Regions from separate parts of the Mus musculus genome. Here region 2 is linked to region 1. The links are chromatin contacts, found by POLR2A ChIA-PET in ENCODE. All regions are on one chromosome and are shown on one strand. The core of a region is the stretch at or near the end of the contact, and the rest is flanking DNA. Distances in the headings are between cores, read along the strand shown.

Evidence for each region. ChIA-PET counts read pairs that join two places held with the same protein, here RNA polymerase II (POLR2A).
Region 2: POLR2A ChIA-PET joins it to region 1 with 14 read pairs in Patski. The contact joins the promoter of Gpr146 here to the promoter of Cox19 in region 1. POLR2A ChIA-PET finds 5 or more read pairs at or near these places in 4 of 5 experiments (Patski and embryonic stem cell).

What each region holds. Positions count from the first base shown.
Region 1 is chr5:139,342,732-139,347,705 of GRCm38, forward strand. It overlaps Cox19 (cytochrome c oxidase assembly protein 19), which reads right to left and starts at 2,435. Exons shown (of 3, transcript NM_197980.1): 1 at 2,341-2,435. The coding sequence starts at 2,422.
Region 2 is chr5:139,377,990-139,382,963 of GRCm38, forward strand. It overlaps Gpr146 (G protein-coupled receptor 146), which reads left to right and starts at 2,650. Exons shown (of 2, transcript NM_030258.5): 1 at 2,650-2,754. All of the region lies in intron 2 of 3110082I17Rik (RIKEN cDNA 3110082I17 gene), which reads right to left.

The sequences.
Region 1 (4,974 bases), core at 1,185-3,684:
CACGCTGACTTTAGGAGCAGCACTAGGGTTTCCATCAAAATTCGTTCCCTTTGTGAGGCTGTGGGTGTGGCTCTGAGGTAATGTGTATGTTTGGCATATAGTCCCCTGGGTTCAAATCCCTGTACTTCAAAACAAAAGGGCTGAAAGAAGCTGGGGAGATGGCTTACTGGCTATGAACACTGGCTGCTCTGACAGAGACCTGAGTTTGGTTCCTGATACACACATTGAGCAGCTAACAAATGCCTGTAACTTCAGCTCCAGGCTATCAAAAACCTGCTTCTGGCCACCAAGGGTGCCTGCATACAAATGGTGTATATACAAACTCAGATGCACACACATACACATAAACTTAAAAAAATTATAATAAAGCCGGTCATATTGGCACACACCTTTAATTCTAGCATTCAGGAGGCAGAGGCCGGTGGATCTTTGTACATTTGAGTCCAGCCTGGTCTACGCAGCGAGTTCCAGGACAGCCAGGACTACATAGTGAGACCCTGCCTTTGAAAAAAAAATGAAGAATCAATAACGAATTGAAATAAAAATTTTAAATGGAAAATTTCCCAATGAAATGTTGGCAATGAAATCATAATCTAAAAATAGTGAGATGGCTCAGTGGGTAAACACGCTTGCCACCAAGGCTGACAACCTAAGTTTGATCTCTGGGACACACGTGGGGGTGGAGAGATCCCAGTTTTCCACAGTTTGTCCTCTGACTATATACGTGTCATGGCATATCCCCAAACACACTAAATAAATAAGCATAACTTAAAAAATACAGAGGCAGGCGGATTTCTGAGTTCGAGGACAGCCTGGTCTACAGAGTGAGTTCCAGGACAGCCAGGGCTACACAGAGAAACCCTGTCTCGGAACCCCCCCCCCCAAAAAAAAAACCCAAAAAACCAGTAATCTCTAAAGCTGTCCCTGGAGCTGGAGTCTCTACAGCAGTTCACCGAAGCGTCTAATCTACACTAACAGCTGCCGTTTCTACACTAACACGAGGGCTGAGGGCTGCTGCATCTCTCAGGGCTGTGTGCTGGTGGTAGGACTTGTGGGGAGGTCTGTGTGCTGGTGGTAGGTGGGGGGGGGGGGGATGTCCTATGTGCTGGTGGTAGGCAGGGCAGTCTTTTCTTTTTTTAATTATTGTAGTGCTGAGGACTGGACTCAGGTTCCTGTGCGTGCCAGGCACCAGCTCGGCCTCTGTAATCTGAATCTCCAACTCTCTCCCAGTTTGTTTGTTTTTTTTCTTTCCCATGTTCCAGTTTCCCAAAAGGCCTGTTAACTGCAGACTTCAGAACGGTGACTAGAAATCCTCCAGGCTGGAGGCGTGGCTCAGAGGTGAACACTCGCCTAGCATGTGCCAAACCCGGGCTTTCAGCCCCAGTGTTAGATATCAAAAAGCTTTTTGAAAATATTTCCTTGCCTAATGTTCACGGCAGACCCAGAGCCTGGAGCTAGGGGAGGGTGGGTATGTCCTGCGCTGAGCTGAGCTGCCGCCAGGGGGCCTAACATCAAGCTCCGTTCCAGGAGGCCTGTCACCATCCTATCACATTAGCCCCAAGTCTTACTTGGAGAGCCATGACATGTGGCCCTCTGAAATAGGGGCCCTCAAGACTCAGTTTCTCTGACTGCACCCCCACAGTGCTCTGAGCACGCCCAGCCCCACTACCCGGGAAGGACCTGTAATATTAACTGCTCTGCATCCAGGGTCCAGTACCTCAGACCCCACCCACCATTTCTAGCATCCTGTCATCAACACACATGACAATGCCACCCAGGTCTATAACCCCACACACTGTCCCTCATATTCAGCTCCTTCACTTTGGCTCTCAGACCTTCGATCCAGCACCCTAGGCCCTGTCACATCCAACATCTAACTCTTCAGACATTACACCTAAATCCAGCAACTCTGACCCGGCCACTCAAATCTAGTACCTTAGGCTCTGCCACCCAGATCTACAACCCCAGGCCCTGCCATCCAAACCCAGTGCCCCCAAACCTGCCATCTATAGCAAAGAGACAACACTCCAGTCTCTGCCACCCAGACCCAGCAGCCCAGACCCTGAACCCAGATCCAGTACCCCTGACCCTGCCACCCAGATATCCTGCACCCATAACTCTGTCACCCAAACCCAGTACCCCAGTACCCCTGACCCTGCCATCTAGAACCAGTATCCCAGATCCTGCCACCTACTTCCAATACCCCTGATCCTGTCACCGAGAAACAGCACTCCCTACCACTCAGACTCAGCACCCGAGACGCTGCCACCCAGATTCAGTATTCCTAACTCTGCCACCCGATCCCAGGCCGCCATCAGCCTGTGCCTCGCCTCGCCTCACCGAAGTGGTCCAGCGGGAAGCTGCCTTTGTCTGGGGGCCGCGGCTGGAAGCTTTTGGTCCCGAAGTTCATTGCGGTCGACATCACGGCGAAATCCAGAGCGGAGAGCGACGGCGACGCAGGGCAGATGGCTGAACACCGAGCGGGTCCAGGAAGCGTCGAGCTAGTCGAGCGGACGACTGGCCCCACCCCGAGTCCACCCAGGCTCCACCCACCAAGCCCCGCCTCACCTATCTAGCCCCGCCCCTGCCGTGTTGCGAAAGGATCTGCCCTTGGTTTCCAGCCCTCTGAGAAGCAGAAAGAAGCCTGGCAGTCATCTTTTGGTACTGATTAGCAAATAAGGACAGAAAGATGCAGCCATTTGCCCGAGGACACCAGTCTGTGCCCCGGGATCTTCATCCCACCCATCTGTCTTCCAGGGACTGAGTTTCCCATCTACTCAGAGGGAAAGAAGCACACTAAAGGAGGGGTGGCTAGCTTACTGCCAGTGCCGTGACACAGTGATACAAACGGGTTTTACAAACAGAAAATAAAGCAGGGTGCAGTCCCTCACACCTGTAGACAGCGCTTAGGGGGCTGAGGCAGAAGGATTGCCTGAGTTTTCAGCAAACCTGGGCTATGTAGCCAGTCCCACAAAACAAAAGAAAATCTCCCCAAAGGGCATCTTCTGTGGTTCAAGAGACCAGAAGTCTGATCCTAAGGTGTTGGTCATCAGCCCTCTTGTGGCCTGCTGTCCCTGCTGTCTGTTCCAGGGAGCCCAGGTTCTCTCCCAGCCTCTGAGATGTTCTGTCAATTTTAGGTAATTCTGGGCTGCTAGATATCTCCCTCCGGGGCCTCCACTTCTGGGAACATTCTCCCATGTTTCTGTATCCAAGTATTCCTTTTATGACATTGCCACACCGGGGTAGGGCCATCCCAACAATCAATTCTCTTTCCTTCCTTCCTTCCTTCCTTCCTTCCTTCCTTCCTTCCTTCCTTCTTTGCTGTCTGATTTTCTTTTTTCTTTCTTTCCTTCCTCCCTTCTTCCCTTTCTCTTTTTCTCTCTCCCTCTTTCCCTCTTTCCCTCTTTCTCTCTCTCTCTCTCTCTCTCTCTCTCTCTCTCTCTCTCTCTCTCTCTCTCTTTCTTTTGAGACAGGGTTTCTCTGTAGCTCTGGCTGTCCTGGAACTCTGTAAACCAGGCTGGCCTTGAACTCAGAGATCCACCTGCCTCTGCCTCCCAAGTGCTGGGATTCAAGTTGTGCTCCACCATGCTCAGCTCATCCCAACAATTTTAACCTCTGCTGCTTACATCTGCCACAACATTATTTCAAAAGGTCCTGGGGGCTGGGACTGTGCCAGGTGGATTTGGGGGGGACTGTTCTATGGTAGTGGGGTGCACTCTACTGACTCTTTGCTGTTGTTATGGCAATAACACCCATACCCAGCACCCCTGCTTTTCAGCTTGGGGACAGAGAAGAGCACTCGCACCCTGCCACCCTGCACTGCTGTCAGTGTAGGACATTGGCCGTCATTCCATCTCAGCCACACATGAATGCTATGTTCTACACTACACCAGGCCCTGGCAGTGAGCAGAATGGGCTCAGTGGGCTCCTAGCAGCTCCTTGGGGCCAGCTCTTCCTCTACAGTCCCTTGATGAATCCCAACATCACTGACGCAGAAGCAGAAACAATTCCCAGGGGCTGCAGAGAGGTGCTTGACCGGCAGATCTACTCAGTCTCTCCTGTCTTGCTGGACTCCCCTCCTCCACAGGCACTGGATCCCATCCTGCCTTCCTGTCTGGGAGGCTGGATTTAGCAGATCTACAGGCTGCCTTCAGAGGAGTACCATCTCCCTGCCAGACCTCCAGCAAGCCCATTCCAGGTCTGCTTCCAATCACCTCTCAAAACGGGGCCTGGAGGGATGAACTCAGCTGGCAAGGACACTCACTATAGCAACATGAGGACCTGAGTTCAAATCCCTAGAGCCTCCCACCCCCACCCCCAAAAGCCAGGCTGGGTAGCATGGGCCTCTAATCCCAGCATTGTAAGGGGTGCCTTGCTGGCTGCCAGCCTGGCTCCAGGTTCAGCCAACACCCTGTCACAAGGGGATAAAGGGGAGAGAGAGAGCAGGGCAGCTGATGTCCTCCTCTGGTTTCCACATGTGTATGGGGTATACACATCTCACATCTGCACATCAGAGAGAGAGAGAGAGAGAGAGAGAGAGAGAGAGAGAGAGAGAGAGAGAGTTATAGAGAGACTTCAGAAGGAAAGCTGTACTTTGTTGATATCATAGAAACAGCTCTTTTGCACCTTTCCCATGCCTGGGACCAGAGGCCATACACTGAGTTATTCATTAATGCTTTCTGGACTGTGAACAATGGTGTCTTTTATGACTCAGCAAGCAGCCCTTTTCCACTTAAAATAAGAAGACATCTCTGTCCCTGGGGTGGCAGACCTTCTGTCAGGCATCCCAAAGAACCAAGAAAGCAGCAGGGGCTGGTGTCTGGGCTATGAAAGCAACTTTTAACCTGCCATTCCTCGGAAATGGCTACTGCCTTGTATGAATGCTTTTGTGTTATTTGTTTTGGTTTAAGATGGGTACTCACTGTGCAGCTCTGGCTGGCCTTGAACTCACTAAGTTCTGCCTCCCTCTGCCTT
Region 2 (4,974 bases), core at 1,400-3,899, 35 kb after region 1:
ACTTTAGTTAGGGAAGGTGCTCTGTTAGTCAATAGTCCTGGATACTCCAGCTTGTCACCAACACAGAAGACCGTGATGAGATCTTCTGAGTGTGAACTGTGTCACTGCATGCCAGGTTCTCCTCTGCCAAGAGCAACCGAAAATGACATCGGGATCATCTGGAGGCCGGAAGGCCTAGCTGCAGCTGGAGATGAAGCCTGGCCCTTCTCGTGTTACTAAGGGGGAAGATCTGTTTCCACCGAGGACAGGAAAGGCCCTGGCGGGCAGCCAGGGTAGCTGACTGATGAGAAGGGATGGGAAGGGTACCAGAAAGGGCACCGGGACCTGTGCTGACAGAGATGACCTGTGGCTCACCACACAGGAACCACAGCTTCAAGTGAACTCAGACCACCTGCCTCAACCACAGCTCAACGTGGCCACCTTTCCATAGTTGGCGATCGGTGAGACGGCTCTTTTCTGTCATTCCAACACTTGGGAGACTCGGAAAGGAGGATCGCAAATTCAAGGCTAGACTGGGTAAGACACTGTGTCAAAAGTAAAATAAAATGAAGTCTGCAATATGCTAGGTTCTCAGTGGCAATAGGTTATATTCATGTAACTCTACAAATAAAGTAATTTATTTACTGAGAGAAAACCTCATGGAGATCAGGCTAGCTTTAAAAGTGCTCTAAAGGCAAGGCTGGCCTTGAGTTCTTGATCCTCCCGCCTCCTATGTGCTGGGATTGCAGGCATCCACCGCCATACATTGTTTAGGTGGTGCTGGGGATGGGTCCTAGGCTTTATGCATGTTAAGTAAGCGTTCTACCAACTTAGCTACAGCCCCTAGCCCCCATCAAAAACTAATAATTAACTTAAACATATTCCCTGCTCCTGGCCAGTGTCCCCTAGATTCGAACCTTCCCAACAATGCTCAAATGCACGAGAGAAAGTGGAGAACATGGGGAACTGGTGAGGACAGATGTAACCCCACCACCACCCCAAGCCCACGAAAGACAAATGCAACGGCTCGGGGAAACAGGGCTGCTCTCTGGTTCCTGCCCAGCATTTCGAAGTGCCCTTGTGGAATGCAGCTGATCTTATCAACTGCCACTCCAGAACAGCCAGGAAGACCTGCCAAGTCCCAAGAATGTGGCCCGGGAAGGGAAGTTCCGGGCGTTTCCATGGCGCTTGGCCTCGGCAGGGCACTGGGCTGCTGTGTGAGCTGAGACTCGTGACCACTGAGTACACGGCCCGAGCAGGGGCCATGCCTGACCCTTAGGAGCCCTCCCTGCAGCACGAGGGAGGCCAGCTCTGTGGGATTTTTCAAATATCAACCTCAGAGCACGAGGTCAGACAGCAATTCACACACCCTACCATGTCCAAGATGTCTAGCTCGGGGACATGCCTGCTCAATGGGAGGACCGCCCGCAGCCGAGTCGGCGGCTGGGCCCTCTTACTCTGAACATCTGTGCTGTGCTTCGGGTGGTGCAGAGCAGGCAGCCAGTGGGGCCTTGCACTAGGAGGGTGCTCGGTTCACCAGCAGCACTCCCCAGTTGTGAGTGAAACCTCACAGGAACCCTCTGGAAGGCCCAGGAACCCTGACACTTCAGAGTCTCACCAGGAATCCTGAGGGTCAATTATTTATGGTTTACTTTCATTTTAGATTATGTGCCTATGGAGCCCAGAGGTCCACCTTGGCCATCATTCCTCAGGTGCTGTCCACCTTGTTTTTTATAAGACAGGGTTGGCTTTTTGGGGGTGGGGGTGGTTGGTGGCCTGAAATGTGAAAGTTAGATAGGCTGGCCCAAAGGGCCCCAGCGCCTGCCACCTCCCTAGCACTACAAGCACATGCTACCACACTCAACCTTTCTGACATGGGTTCTGAGGGATCAAACATAGGTCCTCCTGCTTGCAATTGGGCCAACAACTCCAGGACCCTCCCCCCACTTTTGACAGTCTTACTTTGCAACCCCAGTTGGCCCAGAATTTGCTATGTAAGCTACAACAGCCTTGGATTTATGGCAGTCCTTGCTCTGCCTCTTGAGTGCTGAGATTATAGATGGGCACCATCATGCCCAGTTAGGCTATCTGTGTGTGTGTGTGTATTTTGTTGTTGTTACTCTTTGTTTTTTAAGATCTCATGTATCCCAGGATACCCTTCAGGTGACTATGTAGCCAGGGACAGCCTTGAACTTCTGATCCTCCCTGCTCTATCTCCTGAGTGTTGGGACTACATGTATGCACGCACCACTACCCCTGGCTTATGTGGTGTTGAGGACTAAACGCCGGGCTTCCTGACTGTTAGGCAAATACTCTAAATGGCACCATTCCCACTTTCATGTTGGACAGCAGCTACACAGTGGGTCGGAGCTGTTTTCTCCGGACAGCTCCACTTAGACGCCTCTAGGACCGGGGAAGCACAGGTCGGGGAAATTACAAACTTTAATGGGGGCAGGTGCGCCGCCCTCCAGCATTAAGGCGGCCGGCCGTGGCTGGCCAAGGGGATTGTCCGTTCGGACTGGGGGCGGAGCCTGCGGGAACTAAGCACCGGTTCCAAGAAAAGGGCGGAGCCACCGAGCTGTGGGTCGGGAGAGAGGGCAGGGCCTGACGGCGTTGCTCGGCGGGCGGGGGCGGGACCACGCGAGCAGCCCCCGGGGGCGGGACGGGGTCACGTGTGTACACAGCCCCCACGGCGTGCGCGCCGTGAGCTCCGCTGCCTCCTGCAAGCCCAGCTGCCCGCCCGCGGCCGGTGCGCGGGCCGCCGCCCAGCGAGCGGTGAGTGGGGCCCGGGGAGGGGAGCCCCTAATGCTCTGTTCCAGGCGGGAGGAGACCGCGCCAGGCTGCGCTGGGTGGACGCCAGGGACAGGGAGTGTGGTCCTGAACCCGCGGCGGGCGGTGGGTTTGCTGCCCGAGGAGGCGGACGGGCTCTCCTAGGACGCTACGGTTACCATCTTCGTCCCTTCTGTTGGTTAAGAGCGTCAGGACATTTGGAACCCGTGCGTAGAGATAGCGGAACTTGCGCCATCGGCCCTGAACATTCATCGGGCACGGGAGGCAGTACCAGCAACTAGAACCCCAAGTGAAGGGATACAGTTTCTTCGGTCCTCAGGCTTGCTGACTAGGACTAACTTAGTACCCGCTGTCCAGAACAGCACCTGCCAATTTAGCGCGCCCCGGTCTGTGATTATGTTCTTGCGAGCTGCATTCCTATTCTCGTCCTGATCCAGCAACCTGACATCTATGTCCACCTCCATGTATCAGAGGCACTGATAACCTGGGGTTAAGCTAGCTTGAAAGAACTATAAGTTAATCCTATTGAAACGCCTCTGGACGTGTCCTGAGGCCACTCCACCCATAGGGGACCAGGCACTATCTCTGTGAGTGCAAGGAAACACTATTAATAATTACACTAAGGGTACAGTCACATTATCCTAACCTGCCATGTAAGTCTTTGAAGAACAACCACAAGGTCCAGATTTCCAAACTAGAACCTCTGGTTGCTCCCAGGGTACAGTGTATCAGTGTCCCCGTGACTCTTTTTTTTTTTTTTTTTTTTTTTGGTTTTTCGAGACAGGGTTTCTCTGTGTAGCCCTGTCCTGGAACTCACTTTGTAGACCAGGCTGGCCTCGAACTCAGAAATCCGCCTGCCTCTGCCTCCTGAGTGCTGGGATTAAAGGCGTGCGCCACCACGCCCGGCTCCCCGTGACTCTTGAATGGGCTCATGAAGAAAGCTGCGACACATCCAGCTAAACCTAATGTGGGGATGCATGGGGATTTAGGTCAGAATGTGTAGGCTGAGTAGTTGGGAGGGGATGCCTGTGTGGTTCACAGACTGGAGGAGACTCTTGCAGCTCCCTGGGCATTCTCTCCTTCCTTACCCCACAATGTCCTAGCATAATCCCCTCCTTTAATGACCCAAACATACTGAGACATGAAGCCAAGCCCTTGGGGGAGTGAGATCTGTGCTCACAAGTGAGGCTCCTGTTTTCCTTAACCTGCCCTAGTTACTTGCTCCTGCCTGCAGCCTCTCAGCTTCCCTGTGGCTCGAGCTGTCCTGACCCAGCAGCCGGACAGTTCAACCTACAAGTCTGGCTGGCCAGCACTGGGTCACATGTGTCTCTGAGCTCTCAAAGGCCCTGGTGGCCCAGGACTCCAAGCACCACAGAGGCTTCAAAAGGCAGAGAGGACTCGGTCTGCAGAGAGACGTGGTTGACTTTTCAGCAGAGACGCAGAGTGACCTGTGCACCCCAATGTCCACTCTGGGGACCCTTTCATACAGGAGTTTCCCCATCTGAATTAGGAGCGCTGTAAACCCAGCAGAGCATTGTTGTGATGGGAGCAAATGTGACAAGATGAGTAAAAATAACCACCAGAGCCATGATAAGATCTGTGGCTTTGAGCACTTCCCTGCAGGTGAAGCCACACCCAGGTTTTTTTAAAAGCTGAGGTTATCAGGAGCCCAGATGGGGGTGCACGCCTACCCGGTGACTGAAACGGAGACTATCTGTTCTGAGTTTGCTCCTTGTTCTGAGGACGCCTCTATTTATCTATTTTTGTTGTTGTTGTTGCTTATTTCCCACTACCTCCTCCTGGTGTTGTGTCTGTAGTTGAGGCTACAGGCCTCAAACTGTGTTAGTCAGGGAAAGAATCCAAGTTAACAAGTAAACTGTGAGCAGAAGAATAAGTTCTCTCTTCCTCCAGGGAAAAAGGCAGCCCAGGGTCCCATATAGGCACCCTGCCTGCTCTGAGGCAGAAGTAATTTGGTCTCAGCCTCTCTATCCCCCACCCAGCTCTCCTGCAGCTGGCAGCAGCTCTCTTCAGAGAGAGACAGGGCGCTGTTTTTATGTTGTATCTAAGCAAGCTGCCTGGCCCAAGCTTGCTCCTCTGCACACAGAGAGATAGGCTGCTGTGCTCAATGGACCCAAAGCAGACTGCCTGGCCGCACTCCTTCCTCTGCAGTGTGAACTGGGGAGAGCAAGAGGCTCTGAGAATCCA